2 separate regions of the Mus musculus genome follow, and region 1 is linked to region 2. A link is a loop called in an ENCODE intact Hi-C map of the cell type or tissue named here. Cell type or tissue: heart. All regions are shown on one strand. Links, peaks and the distances in the headings refer to the core of each region. The heading gives the core; the rest is flanking DNA.

The links. Hi-C counts contacts between places; a loop is a spot of excess contacts. Peaks named below come from ENCODE experiments on the same cell type or tissue, not always from the same donor. Only the 100,000 strongest peaks of a DNase experiment are listed, where the experiment ranks them.
Region 1: it touches region 2 in a loop (2.8-fold over the local background); 7 of 42 quality-filtered maps call a loop at or near these places.

What each region holds. Positions count from the first base shown.
Region 1 is chr17:4,971,781-4,979,236 of GRCm38, reverse strand. No RefSeq gene overlaps it. Among named protein-coding and RNA genes, the nearest start is that of Gm41517, 7.4 kb to the right of the region's middle. In heart, for the core only: no CTCF peak of the experiment used is centred there; a DNase peak (open chromatin) is centred at 4,276.
Region 2 is chr17:4,780,954-4,788,409 of GRCm38, reverse strand. No RefSeq gene overlaps it. Among named protein-coding and RNA genes, the nearest start is that of Gm34371, 10 kb to the left of the region's middle. In heart, for the core only: no CTCF peak of the experiment used is centred there; DNase peaks (open chromatin) are centred at 2,989 and 3,909.

The DNA.
Region 1 (7,456 bases), core at 1,252-6,251, 190 kb before region 2:
TTGCATAATTCTCTCTTTTTTTTAAAAAAATATATCTTAAAATTTTTTATTCTGCATATGCTTGTGTGTGGTGTGTGTGCAGGGGGGCGGGGGGTGCATAGACAATGTTGCACATGGAGGTCAGAGGACAGTTTGCAGGAGTTGGTTTTCTCCTTCTACCAGCTGGGTTCCTGGGATAAAACTCAAGCCATAAGACTTGGTAGCAAACACATGTACCTGTTGAACCGTTTAAAATGATTTTATAGTCAGTTTGGGAAACAGGAGTCTGACATGAGAGATGTGTAACATTTCTCCAACAATAAATAAAAAGTGAAATCTACAGAGGAAAACTTTACAAATTAGACTGCACTAAGACAACAACCTTTACTTTCCAGGAGACACAATGGGAAAAGGGTGGCTAGACCCAGCATGGAAGCAGAGATCTGCTTCCTTTGAAAAGCTGGGAGCAGAAGAGCTGGCCCAGTGTGTAAGGTGATTGCTATGCGAGCATAAGACCTGGGTCTGGACCCCCAGCACCCCCATAAAAGCTGGAGATCATGACCAGAATTGAGAAGTCCGATACCAGGAGGCAGAGATAGGCAGGTCCTGGGGGATCAGACTATTAGCCAGTTAGTCTAGCACAAACAGCAAATGTCAGGTTCACTGGAAGCCAATTTCCAGAAAGTAAGGTGGAGAAGCTATTGAGCAAGGTATTCTAAGGTCAATCTATGGTCTACACATTCACACACACACACACACACACAGACATAGGAAAATAAAACAAGATGTGGATAACAAGAGCCTAGGAGCAGAGATTCAGCCACTTTAGAGCTGGATCAGGAAAACACAAGTTGAAGGGACCTACCTGAAGGTGATAGCTATTTTCTGGTTATCAACTTGACTACATCGAGAATTAACTAAGACCTAAATGCTGGACACACCTGTAAGGGGTTTTCTTCTCTTAATGAAACCATTTGAAGTGGGAAGACCTGCTTTTAATCCAAATTCTTCTGAGATAGGAAGAGGAAGCTTTTGAGGTGGGAAGATGCACCTTTAAGGTGGGCCACACCTTCCTCTGGCAGCTTATTCAGAGAATGTGGAAGAAGGAAGCTTGCCCTTTGCTTGCTTGCCCTCACTCAGGCTGGCAAGTCCATCCCTTCACTTGCATTAGAGCCTACTTCTTCGGCATTCTGATGAATATTGAAGACCAATTGAGACATCCAGCCTCATGGGCTGAACACTACTGGATTCTTGGAGCTTCCATTGATAGGGCTTACATAGATTGTTGGATTAGCTGGACCACAGTCAACAAAGAATTCTGATTTGTATAGTTTATTCTGTCAGTTCTGTTCCTCTAGAGAACCCTAACTAATCCACTGAATTACAAAGTGTGTTCACAGCCAACCTGAGACTGTGTCAAAACAATAAGTAAAAAGAGGGCTGGGGACATAGTTTGTAGGAAGCCATTCACCCAGAATGCACCCTATATTCAATCTCCAATGTCACAAACCAAGCAAATCAGTTGCCAAGGTATTTGTATCCTGCACATATAAAGAGTTATTACATATCAATAAGATGAAGACAAGTCACTCTTTTCAAAAAGAGGTGTTTCATGGAAACACAAACGGCCCCATAGGTGTGTGAAATCCTACAATGAATTCTCAGAACTTGCCAAATACTTTGTGCAGAGCAAGACCATCCCTCATACCCTGTTGGTTAGCTCAATCTTTTTGGAGGACAATTTTGCTTCGTGAATATGATGGCCTAGCAATTTCACTCTTAGATTTAAACTCTAGAGAAGACAGCCTGTTCCAAAAGGCACTCAGCAGAAATGCTCAGAGCAGCACTATAGCTCCCGGGAAAGAGCTAGAAGCTGATCAATGTCCACTGACAGAACAGTAAAAGACAGGTGGTGGAATACTATTTAGCAACGAGTATGAATAAATTATAGCCATGCCCAACAACATAAGGGAAACTCAGGATTGCAATCTGGGTGGCAGCAGCAGCAAGCAGAAAACATACACAGCATCTACGAAATGATGCATCAGCTAACACCACACATAGCAAGGCTGCTGTGTGAGACCTCCGTAGAGTCAAAGCCACAATAACCAGCGATGGTGGATACAGGATGATGTGAAGACTGGGAGTTAAAAGTAATGATTCACAAGCTTCACCATCTTCTTCCATGTGATGTGAGGATGCTGGTGCAGAAATAATGTGCTTCGGGCTCTTCTGTTGTTCTTTTGTCCATTTTTCTTCCCCTCCCTCTCCCCCACCACCTCTCTTTTAAGATAGGATCTTATGTAGGATCAGCCCAAAGGCTGGTCTCAAACATGCCACGTAGTGAAGGATTGTAGAGAGGCTCTCTTACAAGCATCACCTGCCAATAAATAAAGCTTACAGCCAATGAGCTGAGGCAGGAAATAGGAGGTGGAACATCCAGCAGGGATACAGAGAATTCTGGGATAGACGAACATGGGAGGTTTTTGGGGTTGCCAAGGAGATGGATGTAAGAAGATAAGGAGAGGGAACCAGCCATGTAGCTGAATCTAGCTTAGAATTAGAGGATAATAAGTTGAGAGTTAGTTGGAGAGTAAGCCAAAGCTTATGGCATACACATTTATCAGTAAACAATTATCGAGTCTTTATTTCTGGGAGTTAAGCGGTTGGGAAGAAAAACTCGATTTTACTTATACCTCTGGCTGACTGAAATTCACTCTGTGGACCACGATAGCCTCAGATTCATGGAGATCTCCTCCCTCTCTCTTCCTTGGCCCTGAACTTTTGCCTGCACCTCCCTGATTACAGGTGTGCCTTGCCATGTCTGGATCTTTATTATTCTTTATAACTTTGATAATTTAAAAAAGATATTATTTTCTGAGGCCAGGGAGATGGCTCAGTTAGTAAAGCCATGCCTGGAAAACCTAAGGATTCAAGTTGTGTATCCTCAGGACCCACGTGCAAAGGCTTGGTGTGGCATCCTGGGTTTTAATATCAGCCCTGGAGAGAGGGAGGCAGGAGGCAGGCAGACCCCTCAGCTCACAGGCCGGCCAGCCTAGCTCACACAGAGAGTTCCAGGACAGTGAGATACTTTGCCTCAAAACCAAAACTGAACACAGAAAAGGGAAGAATCACAAAGATCTGGGATGGCTCGGTCAGTTAAATGCTTCTTCTGGAAGTGTGAAGACCTGCATGAAGCCCACCACTGTAGGAAAAGCCCAGGTACCCAAGGCCTGGAATCTAGGGCTGGGCGGCCAAGCGGGCGGGGGTGGGGTGGGGTGGCTGTCGAGACAAAACAAGCAAACAGAAGTAACAGAAGTTTGTCAGACAAGCAAGCAAAAAGAAACAGAACAAAAAGAGGGCTACAACTGTTGTGTAGTCTAAAGTAGCAGTAGCTTCCTAAAGTAATAATCCAGGCACACTCCAATAGAAGTCAGGCACAAAGGCTAGGCTCATTTAGCATACAAATAGGCACTATAACAAACACTAACTTCAATTACAGTTAAATGTTATAAAATCTCACAAAACTCAATAATGTAACTTTATTTTTAATTAATTAATTAATTAAGAGTAAGAGTCAGGGTCTCGCTCTGTACTCCTCACTTTCCTAGAACTCATTATAAGTGCCAAACGGTGGGAGGCAGAGGCAGGCGGATTTCTAAGTTCGAGGCCAGCCTGGTCTACAGAGTGAGTTCCAGGACAGCCAGGACTACACAGAGAAACCCTGTCTCGAAAAAACAAACAAACAAACAAAAGACCAAACTGGTCTCGAACACACAGAGATCCACCTGCCTCTGCCTCTTCAGTGCCAGGATTAAAGACATGTACCACTGTGCCTGGCCTAATTTTTATTTTTTATTTTAATTAGAGTTAACAAGCCTCCCTGTAGTTCATGGTACTCCTTACACTTTTTAGGCACATGCTCTTTGAAACCACCACCCTTACTATGACCACGGCTTTAAAATAGAAGAACTAAGCTAGAAAGACAGGTCAGCCTTTTAAATAAACAGTTTTTTTCTAATATGGTTAAACTGTTTTATTTTTTTGGTGGTGGTGGTGGTGGGGGGAGATTGTTGTTGTTGTTGTTGTTGTTGTTGTATCAGCTATGTTTGAGAAAAGTTTATTTTAGCTTCTCAACTCATTACTGCTGATGGCGCTGAGTCCACAGATCGCTCCAGTCTTTTGAAGTCACCGTCACAGCAAGCCAGTCAGGCCAACTGCATTTTTTTTTTTTTTAAACCACACCCCGTGTTTCACTCAGACCTACCTTGCCAGGGCTGTTCTTGGCAGCGGGGTGTGCCAAGGGAGCTATGTAGCCAAGTCACATGGCTCTTGAGCTGGGAGTGGAGCCACAAATTGGCTGGACTCTCCTCCTGGGGATAACATTCATGTTCCACAGAGTCCGCAGAAAGCAGAGTGTCGCTGGGACACTGGGACCCAGTACCTAAAGCCCCTCTGAAGCTGTTGCTTCCTCCGGAGCCTGGGCTGATCCACGCGAGTTGGAAGATCCGATTCCAAATGATAGCTCTGAGATCAAAAGAGGATAAACAAGATCGTGAAAATAATCATTAGTGGGTCCGGCTGCATCCCACTGGTGAGGAAGGAACGGAGCGACTTCCTTGTGTTCCAGCCATGCTTATGGCTCCCCACACACATGTGCACACGCACCTGCACACATACAAAAGTGAGTGTAATTTAAAGATTAAAAAAAGGCAAATAGAAAACATAAACTAAGATGCTGGAAATAAATACAAAATTAGCAGTTGTAACAAATGCAAACGAGCCCATCTGCTTCAAAATAGAGATCACCTGAACTGCGATAGAGCCATTTCATGAACCTTCACATCTGCAGGAGAAAGAACTATGGGAAATAAAAGCCAGATAAATACTAAGCTGGTAAAGGTGGTGGCATATCAATTATGTTTAATATACTTTAGGCACCAACATTCAGCCTAAGAGGGTCATCATTAAATTAAAAAGAAAGAAAGAAAGAAAGAAAAAAGAGTGGCTGCATAATCTTGAGCACCTGAAATCAGTCTCTGAGAGCCATGAATAGAAGGAAAGAGCCAGTTCCCATAAGCCGTCCTCTGCCCTCTGTGCAGCGTTATTGCACGGACATCCCTACACATACACATACACACACACACACGCGCACACGCACATGCACACACACATGCACACATATGCACACACACACTAATGGTAATGTTAATAATAATTATTATAACAACCGCTAAGAAATTATAACAATCCTGAATTTGCATGTACCCAACATTGTCTCAAAAATAACAGAGGCAGGTAGACTCAAATAAATCATCCAGTCCCCGAAGTGCTGGGCATTTTACACATCACCCACGGCCTATTTTATATCATAATGCAGTGTGGCCAGAAATTCAAATACTAAAAAGATATTTTAGAAAGACTATCATTTTGGAAACTAACATTGGCACTTCACGGTGACAGGAGGGCTAGAGAAATGGCTCAGTGGGTAAAGAGCTTGCTGTGCAAGAGGGACGACCAGAGTTCAAATCCCTAGTACCCACATAAAAGCTGGGTGGGCATGGTGGCCATCTGCTATCCCAGCATGCTGAAGTTGAATCTGGAGATAGGAATCCCTGGAGTGAGTGGGCTAGCACAGGGCTAACTGAACCTGGAGCTTCAGGTTGAGCAAGAGACCTTGCCTCTATGCAGGGTAGAAAGTGATCAAGGAAGATTTCTGATTGCCATCAGCACTGGGTCTCACAAACACAGGCAATGGACCTACACAAGCCTGTGCACACATGCAAACATGCCTAGGTTTACACACACACACAAAAAGAAAAAAAAAGATTACCATAAGATTTTTTTTTGTTTTGTTTTTTGTTTGTTTTGTTTTGTTTTCTGAGACAGGGTTTCTCTGTATAGCCCTGGCTGTCCTGGAACTCACTTTGTAGACCAGGCTGGCCTCGAACTCAGAAATCCGCCTGCCTCTGCCTCCCAGGTGCTGGGATTAAAGGCGTGCGCCACCACCACCGGGCACCATTAAACACTTGAGTAGATGATTAAACAGGAGATGGGAGTCGACATTACAAAGCACTTTCACGAACGGCTTCTGCTATTGAAAACACCCTGCATCTTTTGTGTTAATAACTGTAGAGTCCCACGGCTGTTCTTATAATTCTATAAGTGTTTCATTGTGTCCAAGCACCACAATTTGTTCATTGAACTATCCATGAATGAACATGTTGGTTATGCGACAGAGACCATGCTGTCCCTTTATGTCCTTTCTCTTCAATTTTTAAAAATTATCTTATGTTTTGCACGTATGTACATCTGTGCACTACTTGCATGCCTGGTAAGAAGGCAGGAGACCCTTTGGGAACTGGAATCAGGAAACTGGATTTATTGTGGGTGCTGGGAATTGAACCTGGGTCTTCTGGAAGAGCTGCAAGTACTCTTAGTCACCGAGCCTATTATCATCTTTGAAAATGGGTCTGGAACCAAATTGTCCCTTAAAACATTCATGCTTGCCGCCAATAAGCAGAAAAGTTGGGAGTAGGCAGGAAGCAAATAGTCTGGCTAAGGAACTGGTATGATATTTTGTAGGATATTATACACCGTATGCCCAAGCATTATGTTACATTAAAATAACTTTGTTTGCATGTAAACATCTATTTTTGCAAGCCTCCATGACAGCTTGCAAAGAGGGAGACATTCCCCAGGTACTCCTCTCCTGCATGGATTGGGAGCTGGATTGGAGGCCTGATTGATGGGACTCAATGATTAATGCAGCAGGCGCCCTCCTTTCCCCTCCAACTCAGAAAGCGCTGTTTAAGCCCTCGGGATACATAAGTGCCTCATTTCTTAAGAAACTCTAGTGAGATACAGGGAAGGCAAGGCTTCACGAAGCAATTAGGAGGAGGGCAGTTTAATCCATCCTCCTCTGATTGAAAAGCAGCTTCAACCGAGGTACTGCCTGTGAAAATAAACTTTAATCTGCAAAAGAGTGTGCAGGAGAATTTGATCAAACAGGGAAAGAAGAGGGATAAATTAAAATAGCTATTAAGCACTCAGTTTCTGCCCTTCTGGTTTGTTTTCCTTTCTGCATATCGAGTCCAATAGCAGAAAATGCAGAAATCAGTGTATTTCAGATACTTTCTTAGTCTGCCTAAGCCATGCTCGACAGTGTGACTATTTCCACTTTTCTCAGTGTATAACCGACGTGAAATGAGGTGAAGTCCTTCTGGTCTATGTTCTTCTCTTTAGAATTAGGGGAGTCTTTTAGAACTGGAATCCTGGTAGGAGAAAGCTTCAGGGTATGGGCTGGGGCCAGTGAGATGCTTCTTGCGACTGAGGCTGCTCAGCTCAAGGCCAGGAGCCACATGGTGGGAGAGAGTTGACACCTAGGAGTTGTCCTTCGGCCCCCATTTGTACCACCACTCCAGAAAACACAAATAAGTGTGATTTTAAAAAGAAAGGGGGGTGGGCACAATCATGT
Region 2 (7,456 bases), core at 888-5,887:
GGCTATTTTCTATATATTATACTATGCTATCGCTACTAAGTAGGTAGATGTAGGCCACATTACTACTGAATATCATAAGCAACTGAAGAGGCATTAACTCTTCCTGTTCACAAATGCCCTTTTCCATTCCTTCTTCCATGACTAATAACTCATGATTCCCTAATGGCTTTAGCTCCTGGAATAAACAAATGGGAATCTCAGGTCTAGCGTAGGCATAGGGTTCCCTGGCAAGGTTCACATGGAGGACTGAATGGATAACCCTGGTCACAAAAGTAACATATGTATCAGGCTTCTCTTGGTTTTGCAACACCAGTGAATTTGGATACAAATTAATCCAAAAGTGAGGCGATCTATATCAGGTCAGCATGCATGATCCTTGATGTAGCCAGCAGAACGGGAGTGGGGACTCATCTATGACTCGGACATGATTACCATCGTGTAGTTTTTGCATGTCCCCCAGGGCGTCAACAACAGGTCACAGCTGGGCCTGGCATATAAGGAACGACCAATCTGGGAACTTCATTTTCTACATTGATTTGTTATGCACAGGCCAACAACCCTTCTATGATCTTCGTCTCTCTACCTGTGCAATGGATATCACATCAGTTGACTTTTCAAGTTTTACAATAGCCAAGGCACCACTCATTAGCATATTTCATTATTACGAGAACTTTCTATGGAAATAACGATAAAGATATTCTGGCTACATCTGTTGGTTAGTCTCTGCTTTTCTGCCATCATCTTTGTTGGGATGGTTCCCTGATCAATTCTTATCAAACCCTACAAGGTAAGGGCTATAGCTGCCCATTTCAGGGGGAAATTAAATGTGCTGAAGGTTTAGAATGGGGATGGTGGGGAGGGCATAGCTGGAAGAGCACTTGCCACACAGCACGAAGACCTGAGCTTGGATTTGCCCATATGAAAGTAGCCAGCTGTGCCTGTGACTTCATCATGGGGAGGTAGAGACAAGAGATCCCTTGGGGGCTTGCTCATCAAAGAGTCTGGCTGAGTTGGTGCAGTGAGAGACCCTGTCTCATAATAATAAGAAAGGTGGGGAGTGACTGGAGAAGATTCTTGGTGGTGTCCTCTAGCCTCTAAATATCTACATGCACACCCACACACATGAACCTGTATGCACTAACATGCATATCTGCATATCACACACACTCCACACACACATACCCACAGAAAGATTCAAAATGAATTTTTCAAGGTACTACAGAAAATGGTAGGTTCCGGAGAATGTATTAAGGCCAGTATCAATTTAACTCAAAGGCATGTATCTTCAGTGCTACATATCAAATCCAAGACTTGGCAAATGTTAGGTAGGTGCATCATTTCTGGGCCTCAATTGTGTGTATGCGTATATGTTTATATGTATGTCTGTCTGTATGTGTGCATGTGTGTGTGTGTTCATGTGTGTGTTTGTATGTGTGTGTGTGTTTGTATGTGTGTTTGTATGTGCTTGCATGTGCATGTGTGTTTGTATGTGCTTGTATGTGCATGTGTGGTTGTATGTACATGTGTTTATATGTGTGTGTGTTTGTATGTGCATGTGTGTTTGTGTGTGTGTGTGTGTGCTCATGCACAGGCACTTACTTTAGCATGTGTGTGGGTGTCAGAGGACAGTCTGGATAATCCCAGGTGTGGTCCTCATCTTCTTCTCTGTTGTTGCAGGATTCCTCCCACCTCTTCCTTCTGTCTCCCCACAGTAACATTGGGATAACACACAAGCACTTCCACACTTGGCTTTTCATGGATTCTGGGGATTTGAACTTAAGTCCTCATGTTTGCATACCAAGCACCTTATCTTTTGAGCCATCTTCCCAGCCAAGTGACAGCTGCCTGACAGAAAAAACAAACAAACAAACAAACAACAACAACAACAACAAGCCCCCAAAGTTCCCCCCCCAAATCCAAGAGATGTCTGGGAAAGAGTACATGACACCCTGTCCCCTGCAGAAGAGAGTGGGAAAGCTTGGTCTCCTGCCTAAGCTCCTCAGTGCTTTCTGTGGGATCGCAAGAGTCAGGAGCACAGGGCTCCTGGGGGTGGGGAGGCAGTTGACTCTGGCTGCTTGCCTGCTGTGTACCCCACTTTCTCCTCCTGAGTAGGTTTTATGCAGCCTGAGCTCCCCGGGGAGCAAGGCACTTCTCCTTCGCTCCAGTCTTGAAGTTCCAGCTCTCTGTGGGGAATAGCACCATGCAATCAGTGTGCAGACCGAACCCGAGTGTCACCAAGCAAGTATTTCACATTTCATGTTAAATCATATCCTAACACAAGTGTGAAGAAGTGGGATCAAGTGAGAAATATACATTTAAAGGGCTGAGATGGCTTTGAATGAGGGTGAAATCCAGCCATGCTCTCCCGGTCCCTTCTCGGGGCGTCTGGGAACCCCATTCTGTGTGCTGAATGTCCAGAGATGCACGAGGATCGAGAGGTGTTGAGGTGAGATGGGGCGTGCTGTCGGGATGGAAAGTGCTAGACACAGTGGCTATCAGACTCTGTGGTTTAAGGAAAGAGATTTCTCTGATTATACATAAATACCCACAGCTGAAGGAGGGCGGGGCAAGGAGGGAGGGGTGAGAAGGGCGGGGCGAGGAGGGTGGGTAAAGAGGACAGGTGTGTGTGTGTGTGTGTGTGTGTGTGTGTGTGTGTGTGTCAAGGAGAGCAGAGAGCAGGGCAGGGAGAACAGGCATCTCTAGGACAGCCCAGCATACTTGCAGGATGACTCAGTGCTGGGCACGCAAGCCACTTTTCTTAGACACTTCCTTCATGGAATCTCCTGCTTGCCCGCAGCTTATGCAGCCTCATAGAGAGGCATGGAGTTCTGGAAGGTGCTCTCCCTGCTGGCTTGTATTCTGGTTTGCTTCTGATTAGAGTGGTGTGTGTCATGTAACTTGCTGTGCACAGCTCTTGTGGAGAGGCAGGACCCTAGTGTATGCCCGCCACCCCCTTGCTCTGTGAGTTGGAGTTCTCTGCAGGATCAGGAGGCAGGCCCTGGGTGCCAGGAGAGCTAGCTCAGAGTCAGGGTGGGGATACATGACACCTTGCCTGCGAGCCCAGCACCCTGGGGACAGAAGCAGGTGGCAGCTGAGGCCAGCCTTGCAAGAGGATCCACAGGGCCCTAGGGCTGTGCTAAGAGGAGAGAGCTTATTTTTAGTTGTTGGATCTTCCCTATTTATATTTCGTAAGTGTTGGCTTGTTTATCTAAGAGGCTGTAGAGCTTAAAAGCTTATATATATATATATATATATATATATATATATATATAATAAAAATTAAAAAATGTAATTTTGCAGCAAACACTGTAAGAATAACTTTGTGAAAATAAAATGATTTTCTTTCTCTTCTTTTTCTTCCTCCTCCTCTTCCCCCTCTTCCTCTTTCTCTTCTTCCTCCTACTTCTCCTCCTCTCTCTCCTTCTCCTCTTTCTCCTCTTCCTCCTCTTCCTCTTCTTTTTCCTTCTCTTTTTCTTTTTTTAAGAACAGGGTCTCATTTTTTTTTAATGTTCCAGGCTAGCCATGAACTCACTGTGCAGCTGAGGAAGATCTTGCTGTCCTCTTTCCTCCTTGAGGCCTGAGATTACCAGGGCATACCTCCATGCCTGGTTTATAGAGTGCCAGGGATAGAACACAGGGCATTCTACAGGCTAGGCAAGCACTCTATCCACTGAGCTATGCCCAGCCAATCATTTCAATCACTGTTTCTCTTTGGGGCTCTCTGTATGCTGTATGTGCCCAACTACTATACCATCCCAGTGGTACTGTCCTGATGGGTGGACAGTCGCCCGGACAACATCAGGGATGTCCTTTCTCGTCACTCATTCTGAGTCTTCATGGATGGGAGGGAACAGAAATTGCTGTATACTATAGGGGCCAATCAGGCAGCTACAAACACTTGGCACCTTCACAGGAATTTCACAGCATTCTGGAGTCTGGCAGGCTGAGGTCAAAGTGTTGGCAGGGTTGCTTTTAGTCCTTTGCTTGTAGATAGACTGTGTCCTCACGTGGCCTCTTTTCTGTGTGTCTGTGTTACAACCTTTTCTTATAACAGCTTTGGCCACATGTACAGGATTAGAGCCCACCCTGGGGGCCTCGTCTTAATTTTCTTCTAAAGGCCCTCTCTTTTTAAGGGCTCACATTCCAAGGTATCAGTGATTGGGACTTCCAACAAGAGCATGGGGCAGGCTAATAGGATAGGGGTGGAGACACAACTTAGCCTGTGACATCAGTAAAATGAAATGGCCCAACTGCCAAGGGGAAGAGAAGACAGTTGAAGACGCATGCTGCCTTGGTAGTGCAGGCTGCAAACCTGCTTAGTGGTACCCTCCCTGCCATGATGCTCCTGTTGGACCTAATTTTCATCCAAATCTTCTGTTTCCTTGACCTTTGACCCATTTCATCTTCACTAACCAACACTGGCCTCTTACAGGCTATCCTTTTTTTTCCTGTTTGGACCCCTGGAAAAGGAGGTGTGTGTGTGTGTGTGTATGTGTGTGTGTGTGTGTGTGTGTAGAGGCCAGACAACAATGTTGGGTCTAATTCCTCAGGTGCCATCCACTTTGTTTCTGAGATGAAATCTCTCACTGGTCTGGAACTCAGGGAGTCGGCTAGCCTGGCTGCCTACTAAGCCCCAGGTAGCCTCTTCTCTCTACCTCCCCAGGGTTGAGGTTATACACTGCCACTGTGCCTAGCTCTTTTGTGGGTTCTAGGGGTACTGAACTTGCTGCTGTATTAAGGCACATGGCTGAGCTGTCATGGTAGTCTGAAAAAATGATCTTGTTGGCAATGAAATTCCAGTTCAAGTTGTAATCCTTTCAGTTTAAGGCCTAAAGCAGACCATCCCTCCTTCACACCGATGCAGCCTTGGTGCCATCTGTGTCTTGGAAGGGGCTGGGGTTAAGAATATGGGCCTGGAGGGGGGACTGTAGGGCTCAAGTCTTGAGAGTACCAAGAGCTGCTCTGAGGACGAGCTTGGGAGATTTCAGTGTTTCTGTGAGAAGCCCCCTTCTCCCCTACAAACTTGTGCCATGCTGTAATCTCATTCTGCAGGCTGAATGAACTTAATTGTGACCCGAATGGAAACGAGGGTCCCATTTCCTCTCTGTGCTCCCCTACTTACTGAACGAAGCTGACATGCGGCATTTAAAAAGGATACGCTGGGCTGTGGTGTCTGGGATGGCGGTTGCTGGGATGGAAGAGGTGGCAAAGTGAAGAATGGACATTGCCAGTGAGAGGGAGCAACTGGGTGGGGGGCATAGCTAAAGAACGTGGGGAGACAGATGGCCTCTGACCCTTTCAGGCCTTTACTTGGGGCTTATATCTTCTCTTCATTTCTTGCCCCTTCAAGGAAAATGCTTTGCAAATCAGAAGGTCAAGACTCTTCCAGGTGGAGAACCCTTTGGAATGGGCAGAAGTCCACTTAGTCATTCTAATGCTCCCTGGTCCCAGCAAGCCTCCAGATGTTCCCAAATGTCCCATGCCCTCTGCGCCCAGACCACCTACCACGGGAATATGGAATGGTTTCACCTCTCTCCAGAGACAGAGGTGGCCTGATATAGAAGAGAGGTATCCAGTCAACTGTAACCTGGTTACTGTCTTCTGTTAAATGCAAGCATCTCATCAGGGGGCCCGGCACATTACCAGTTGAACAATTAACAGTTACTCTGTTTTCATACCCCTCTTTCAAGGTGTTTAGTCTTTCCCCTTTGGTTCACAAAGTGTACTGAAGACCTACTATGAGTCAGTACACGTGCTAGCTCTTGGACCCAAGGATTACCAAGTATTCTTTGAGACTTTGAGAGTGCATTGTTAGCCTGGGGGAATAGGCATTAAATAAGCAAGCAAACCAAACCAAATCTAAAAAACAAACCCAAATCAAAACAAAACAAACCCACAAAACCAAAAAATCAAAAACCAAACAGAAACAAAAACCCCACACCACCACCACCACCACCACCAACCCCCCCAAGTATGACAAACATTATAAGGACGGCAGGGATAGCAATCAAATGTCCAAGCAAATTGCAAGCTACAACCCCAGTGTACTCTGCAGAGAACAGGCGGGTGCCAGGTTGGCTAAGGGGTCAGGGGTTCTTTGCTTATCGGAGCTGCTCTTCTGCTGAAGTCTAACGTGGTCACTGACTTAACAGAAGCCCGTGGCTGAAGAGCTGAGCAGATTCCTCACGTGGTGAGGCAAGGCTATGTAAGGTGCTGAAAGTAGGCTTGGGTATCAGCGTATGGAGCTTGGATTTTGCTCTACAAGTAGCAAGCAACCTCATGAGATAGTTAGCAGTCATACACAGCAACACTGTGTAACAAACAGGAGGGAGAACAAAAAAATCTCAGGGCTTCCCAGGGACAGATGACTGTTTTTATCTCATGTCCCAGCTCCCTCTATGTCATCTGCAGTCACAGGCCTTAGGGCTTCACTGTGGGACTTAGCTGAGGGCATCCCTCAAATCTGGGACATGCCTTTCTCATATCAGAGGCCAAAGAGCCCCAGATGATCCTGATTGCTGTCTTTGATCACAGTCACGGAGCCAAGGCCCAGCCTCTGTGAGGGGACAGCAGGTCTCCATGAGCTTGAGTAAGCAAGGGACAAGGAGTCAGGATTAGGGCCAAGAGAAAGAGGCTTAAAGGAGAGCAGGCATTTCAGGCACCTGTGGGGAGTGCGGAGATGCACTGATGTGGGTGGAAGGGCCAGGAGTGAGCTCAGAGGCCTTCAGGCAGGTGATGATCCCTGGCTGAAGAGATAAAGGAGGAGGTGGAGAAAAGAGAGTCAGTATTTCAAAGGTGAAATAGAGAACTATCTCTGTCCACGTGGGCTAGGTCTGAGCACGCTCAGTTTGAGATTCCTTGGCCCCACCCATGTAGGGATGTCATATCTGGCCTCGTTCAGTTCTACATACCAGAAAACAGCTATATAGCCCAAATCTCAGCTTATTCCAAAATCTAAGTCCAGCAAGCCCTAGATATAACTTGATTACCACCACCACTAATATTTTTTCTCTACCTGTGCCCTCAACTTCCTTCAGAATGTGATCTAAGAGCTATCCTGAGAGTAACAGTGGGCATTAGCTCTGAGAGTTCGTTTCCCAACTCTTAGGGTACAGAGATATTGAAAGCCAACACTGTTCACGGGGAACACCTCTTCCCAAGTCTTCTCAGGTTAAGAGAAAACGAGAGAAAACGTCCTTGTCGCCTTCCACCCCGAGTCTATTGGTTCCCCAGACCAAGGCCCAACACAAACAGCTCTAGTTTGTTCTGAAACTGGCAAATATGGCCCAGGATGGGGAGCAGCTGTAATTGCAAAAAGCTCTTGGCCCACTGAGACAGGCTTTAATCCTTTTTTAGGCACACAGCATTCTTTGAGTATGGCTTTATTTTCTATAAATTATTATCATGCAAGGGCACTCAGTGTTTAGAATATAAAACAAGATGGACCCAGGCTTCC